Linked DNA regions of Homo sapiens: region 1 is linked to region 2. A link is a contact called in ENCODE Hi-C or POLR2A ChIA-PET data. All regions are on one chromosome and are shown on one strand. Each heading gives the region's core, a stretch centred on a gene start or an enhancer-like site at or near the end of the contact. The rest is flanking DNA. Distances are from core to core; before and after follow the strand shown. Region 1 has its middle 21 kb from the start of ADIPOQ-AS1. Region 2 overlaps ST6GAL1 (ST6 beta-galactoside alpha-2,6-sialyltransferase 1).

What was found. A loop is a pair of places that touch in the nucleus more often than their neighbours do. ChIA-PET counts read pairs that join two places held with the same protein, here RNA polymerase II (POLR2A). Pooled maps may share reads with other maps.
Region 1: a loop to region 2 is called in a pooled map, with 6 times the contacts of the local background. The contact joins two enhancer-like sites. A Hi-C loop is called at or near these places in 9 of 50 pooled maps. POLR2A ChIA-PET finds 5 or more read pairs at or near these places in 6 of 52 experiments (activated CD4-positive, alpha-beta memory T cell, activated CD8-positive, alpha-beta memory T cell, activated T-cell and 1 more).

What each region holds. Positions count from the first base shown.
Region 1 is chr3:186,881,260-186,884,472 of GRCh38, reverse strand. No RefSeq gene overlaps it. Among named protein-coding and RNA genes, the nearest start is that of ADIPOQ-AS1, 21 kb to the right of the region's middle. Within about 2 kb of position 1,497, at least 2 of the 41 ENCODE cell types and tissues checked have a DNase peak (open chromatin) inside an H3K27ac peak, as active enhancers do.
Region 2 is chr3:186,951,880-186,955,009 of GRCh38, reverse strand. The region is part of intron 1 of ST6GAL1 (ST6 beta-galactoside alpha-2,6-sialyltransferase 1); the gene reads right to left. Among named protein-coding and RNA genes, the nearest start is that of ST6GAL1, 23 kb to the right of the region's middle. Within about 2 kb of position 1,834, at least 4 of the 41 ENCODE cell types and tissues checked have a DNase peak (open chromatin) inside an H3K27ac peak, as active enhancers do.

The DNA.
Region 1 (3,213 bases), core at 248-2,747, 70 kb after region 2:
GACCTTTGTTCTCTTGTTTATCTGCTGACCTTCCCTCCACTATTGTCCTATGACCCTGCCAAATCCCCCTCTGCAAGAAACACCCAAGAATGATCAATTAAAAAATAAAATAAAATAAAATAAAAGACCTAAACATAAGAGGTGAAACCATAAAACTCTTAGCAGGCTGGGAGTGGTGGCTGAAGCCTTGTAATCCCAGCACTTTAGGAGGTCAAGATGGGCAGATGGCTTGAGCCGAAGAGTTTGAGACCAGCCTGGGCAACGTGGCAAAACCCTGTCTCTACAAAAAATACAAAAATTAGCCTGGCGTGGTGATACACACCTGTAGTCCCAGCTACTAGGGAGGCTGAGGCAAGAGGATTGCTTGAGCCTGGGAAGACAAGGCTGCAGTGATCCGTGATCAAGCCATTGCACTCCAGCCTGGGAGACAGAGAGAGACTCTGTCTTGAAAACTAACTAAATAAACAAATAAAAGCAAGAATCTAAATTGGCACTTCTGCAAAGAAGATACACAAATGGTCAGTAACCACAAAAATAATGCTCAACATCATTAGTTCTCAAGGAACTGCAAATCAAAACCACAATCAGATATCACTTCACACCCACTAGGATGGTTATAATTTAAAAGACAGATAAGAGCAAATGTTGATGAGAATGTAGAGAAACTGAAACTCTCATGCACTGATGCCAGGAAGGTAAAATGGTACAATGCCTGGGTGACAGAGTGGAGAATCTGTCTCAAAGAAAAAGAAAAATCTTGAAATCGTGTCTTGTGACTTTGGAAAACAGCCTGGTAGTTCTTCGAAATGTTAAACATAGTTACCATTCCTAGGTGTATGTATACCCAGAGAAATGAAAATATATGCATACACAAAAACTTGTACACAAATGCTCTTAGCAGCATTATTCATAATAGTCCCAAAGTGAAAACAACCCAAATGTCCATCAACTAATGAATGGACAAATGTAATGTAGTACAGTAGTGCTTCTTCTCATCCGCAGTTTCACCTTCTGCAGTTTCAGTTACATACAGTCAATTGCATTGGGAAAATGTGAAATGAAAAACTCCAGAAATAAACAATTTATGAGTTTTAAATTGTGCAGGCCAGGTGCAGTGGCTCACTCCTGTAATCCCAGCATTTTGGGAAGCCAAGACAGGCAGATCACTTGAGGCCCAGAGTTCAAAACCAGCTTAGCCAACTTGGTGAAACCTCATCTCTACAAAATATACAAAAAGTAGCCAGGCATGGTGGCGCATGCCTGTGGTCCCAGCTGCTTGCGGGGCTGAGGCGGGAGGATTGCTTGAACCTGGGAGGCAGAGGTTGCAGTGAGCAGAGACTGAGCCACTGTGCTCCAGCCTGGGTGACAGAGTGGAAACGCTGTCTCAAAAAAAAAAAAAAAAAGTTTGAAACTGTGTCTTGTTCTGAGTAGCATGATAAAATCTTATGTCATCCCACTCCATCCTTCCCAGGAAGTGAATCATCCCTTTGTCCTGTGCATCTATGTTCTCTATAACACCATTAGTCACTTAGTAACTATCAGATTGACAGTTACAGTATCACAGTTCTTGTATTCAAGTCACCCATATTTTTCTTGATAATGGCCCTAAAGCACAAAAGCAGTGATGCTGGCATATTTTTATGAATTGTTCTATTTAGTTATTGCTGTTGTTAATATCTTACTGAGCCTAATTTATTTTTATTTCTATTTTTATCTTATAATTTATAAATTAAACTTTATCCTAAGTATCTATATATAGAAAAAAACATAGTATATATAGGATTTGGTGCTATCTGTGGTTTCAAGCATTCCCTGGAGAACTCGGAACATATGCCCCCCAGATAAGAGGAAACTACTGTGTATCCACATAAGGGAGTATTAAGCAATTGAAAGAAATAAAGTACTGGTAAATGCTATAACATGGATGAACCTTCAAAACATTATACTAAGTGAAAGAAGCCAGTCGTGAAACATCATAGTGTAATGCATTACATGAAATGTCCAGGCTAGGCAATCTATAGGAACAGAAACTAGATTAGTAAAAGCTAAGACTGGAGGATTTCAGAGGAAATGAGGAGTAGCTGCTGATAGGTATGAGGTTTCCTTTGGGGATGATAAAATTCGTCTAAAATTGGTTGTACTGATGGTTTCACAATTCTGTGAAACCCAAAAAGCATTGACTGGCAGGAGAGGGGATTCCTTTAAACGGGTGAATTGTGTGGTATGTAAACTATATTTCAATAAAGCTCTTACAAGAAAAAAAAAAGATGGCTATGACATGATTCTTGCTTTGGAAGAGCACGACTCAGACATTTTGAATCCTCTGCATTCCTATAAAAATTTCTGAATTGTTTTAGTGTCTTCCAATAAAAGAGGAAACAGCGGGTACAGAAGAGAATCAATAGAAACATCCACTAAAATATAAAAAGGATTACAAAATAAAAGAGTTTCACCAACACTCCAGGCAACGGGGCTAGAGATTAACATCAGCTCTATTTATACTGTTTGCGCATAATTGCATATGGTTACACATGCTTAAGTTGACTAAAAATTACATCTAGGCCGGGCACGATGGCTCACATCTGTAATCCCAGCACTTTGGGAGGCTGAGGTGGGCAGATCACTTGAGGTCAGGAGTTCGACGCCAGCCTGGCCAACATGGTGAAACCCCATCACTACAAAAATACAAAAACTGGCTGGGTGCGGTGGCTCATGCCTGTAATCCTGGCACTTTGGGAGGCCGAGGCTGGCGGATCACGAGGTCAGTAGTTCGAGACCAGCCTGACCAACATGGTGAAACCCCGTCTCTACTAAAAGTACAAAAATTAGCCAGGTACGGTGGCACATGCCTGTAATCCCAGCTACTCAGGAGGCTGAAGTAGGAGAATCACCTGAACCTGGGAGGCAGAGGTTGCAGTGAGCCAAGACTGCACCACTGCACTCCAGCCTGGTGACAGAGCGAGACTCCATCTCAAAAAAAAAAAAAAAAATTATCTGGGTGTGGTTGCGTGCATCTGTAATTCCAGCTACTGGGAGGCGGAGGCACAAGAATTGCTTGAACCCAGGAGGCGGAGGTTGCAGTAAGCTGAGATCGCGCCACTAGACTCCAGCCTGGGTGATGGATACTCTGACTCAAAAAAATTTAAAAAAATTATAAAAAATTACATCCAGGTCAGTGATTCTCAAACCTTGGTGTGCTTACCTGAAGAGCTT
Region 2 (3,130 bases), core at 585-3,084:
TACCCAAAAATTAACTCAAGATGGATTAAAGACTTAAATGTAAAACCCAAAACTATAAAAACCCTAGAAGAAAATGTAGGCAATACCATTCAGGACATCAGCACAGGCAAAGATTTCAGGACAAAATCATCAAAAGCAATTACAACAAAAGCAGAAATTGACAAATGGGATCTGATTAAACTAAAGAGCTTCTGCACAACAAAAGAAACTATCATTAGAGTGAACAGACAGCCTACAGAACGGGAGAAAATTTTTGCAATCTAATCTATCCATTTGACAAAGCTCTAATATCCAGAATCTACAAGGAATTTAAACAAATTTGCAAGAAAAAAAAAACCCATTAAAAAGTGGGCAAAGGACATAAACAGACATTTCTCAAAATAAGACATTTATGTGGCCAACAAACATATGAAAAAATGCTCAACACCATGCATCATTAGAAAAATGCAAATCAAAACCACAAAAAGATACTATCTCATGCCAGTCAGAATGGCAATTAGTAAAGCCGTGAAACAACAGATGTTGGTGAGGCTATGAAGAAATAAGATCGCTTTTACACTGTTGGTGGGAATGTAAATTAGTTCAACCATTGTGGAAGACAGTGTGGTGAGTCCTCAAAGATCTAGAACCAGAAATACCATGTAACCCAGCAATCCCATTACTGAGTATATACTCAAAGGAATATAAATCCTTCTATTATAAAGATACATGCACGCATATGTTCATCGCAGCACTATTCACAATAGCAAAGATATGGAATCAACCCAAACGTCCATCAGTGATACACTGGATAAAGAAAATGTGGTACATATACACCACGGAATACTATGCAGCCATAAAAAGGAAAGAGATCATGTCCTTTGCAGGGACATGGATGGAGCTGGAAGCCATTATCCTCAGCAAACTAACACAGGAAGAGAAAATCAAACACCATATGTTCTCACTTATAAGTGGGAGCTAAACAATAAGAACACATGGACACAGGGAGGGGAACAACACACACTGGGGCCTGTCAGGGGGCCTGGGGGAGGGAGAGCATCAGGATAAATAGCTAATGCATGTGGGGCTTAATACCTAGGTGATGGGTTGATAGGGGCAGCAAACCACCATGGCACATGTTTACCTATGTAACAAACCTGCACATCCTACACATGTATCCTGGAACTTAAAATAAAATAAAATTAAAAAAAAAAAAAAAACCTCTCTGTGTCTCAGTTTCTTCATGTATAAATTTTGGGTTATTCCAACTAATTTTGAAATGTCATTGTGAGGATTTTGTTAAATTCAGCCAACAAATGTGGATTATGCCTATGATACCTGAGGCATTGCTCTGGGTCCTAAAGAAATAGCTGTGAGCAAAAGAGATAACATCCTTGCCCTCATGGAAGCAAGTTCCTAGTGAGAAAAGACACAGGGTAGTAACTCAGATGGCCACCTACGCTATTGAACAGCAACAAGGAAGGATAAAAGGGAGAGAGCCAAGTCGGTGGGAGGAGACAGGCAGGAGATTATAATCTTATATAAGGCTGTCAAATGGCCTGTTTGACAAGGTGACATCTAAATAGAAACCTGAAGAAGAGACGAAAACAATAGGATACATGAAGGAAGGTGTCCTGCCTGGAGGAAGCAGTGGAAAGGCTCTGAGACCAAAGTGTGCTTTATATCTGAGGAGTAGGCTCAGTGAGGTGAAGCAGAATGAAGCGGTGGAAAAGAGCAGGAGATGAAGTCTGCAGGGTCTGAAGGCTGGGTCACACAGAATCCTGTAGGCCTTTCTAAGCTCTGAGTAAAAGAGGAAGCCTTTCCTGGTTTTTGAGCGGAAGAATGACACATCACTACAGCTTTTAAAATGATCACTCTGGTTACTGTTTTGAGAACATACCACAGGAGCAAGACTACAAGCAGGAGGCTCAGTTGTGAAACGATTCTAAGAGAAAGAACAGGTCTTCTGTCCTGGACCAACATGAATTTGATGAATTAAGTAGTTGTTTCTTAATTTATTGTGAAAGCACAGCTGACATGGTTTGCTAACAGAGTGGGTGCAGCATGAGAGAAAGAGAATTTAGAATGACTCCAGAGTTTAAGCCCTAAAAGATGGAAAGATGAAATTGTTGTCCACTGAAATGAGGATGGCTCTTTTAGGGAGAAAAGCAGCAGTTCGATTTTGGGCTTGTCATATTTGAGATGTATATTAGATGTCTAAGGAAACTTGTCAAGTAGATGGTTGAATATCTGAGCATGGAACTCAGGGGAAAGGTGTGGGTTGGAAATATAAATTGAGGGTTGTCAGGAAATTGATGATATGAGATGGCCAGGGCATGAGGAGACAGAGAAGAGGCCAAGTCCAAGGGCCACTCCCAGAGGCACTCCACAGTGACCAAGTGAAAATGAGCCAACAGAGAAGCGCTTGAACCCGGGAGGCGGAGGTTGCAGTGAGCTGAGATCGCGCCACTGCACTCCAGCCTGGGTAAGAGAGTGAGACTCCATCTCAATAAAAATAAAAAAAGAAAAGAAAAGAAAAGAAAATGAGCCAAGAAAAGGAACTGAGAAGGAGAACCTAGTGAGAGAAGAGGAAAAGCAAAGACAGTGATGTTCCAGAAGCCAAGAGAAGAAACTATTTCAAGGAGGATGGAATGGTCAATTGTATCAAAAGTTGCTGATCAGTCAAGATAGGGACTGAGATCTGACCACTGGATTTGGCAAGAGAGGATACTGGTGAGCCTGACCGGTATGGTTTTGGTGGTGTGATGGGTACAAAAGACTGATCATGTTGAGTTTAAATGAGAATGAGAGAAGAGGGAGTGCAGGGTGCAAATGCAGACAACTCTCTCCAGGAGCATAAAAATTGGCACACCCCCTCCCTTTTCACCTCCTGCCGTGAGTAAAAGCTTCCTGAAGCCTCACCAGAAGATGATGTGGGTGCCATGCCTGTACAGCCTGCAGAATCATGAGCCAAATAAACCTCTTTTCTTTATAAATTACTCAGTCTCAGGTTTTCCTTTATAGCAAGGCAACATGGACTCATACAGTAGTACCCTTATAAAAGAGGCTCTGGAGAACTAGTGAGCCCTGTTAGCACATGAGGACACGGTGAAAAAGCACCATCCATAAATTAGGAAGCAAGCTCTCACCA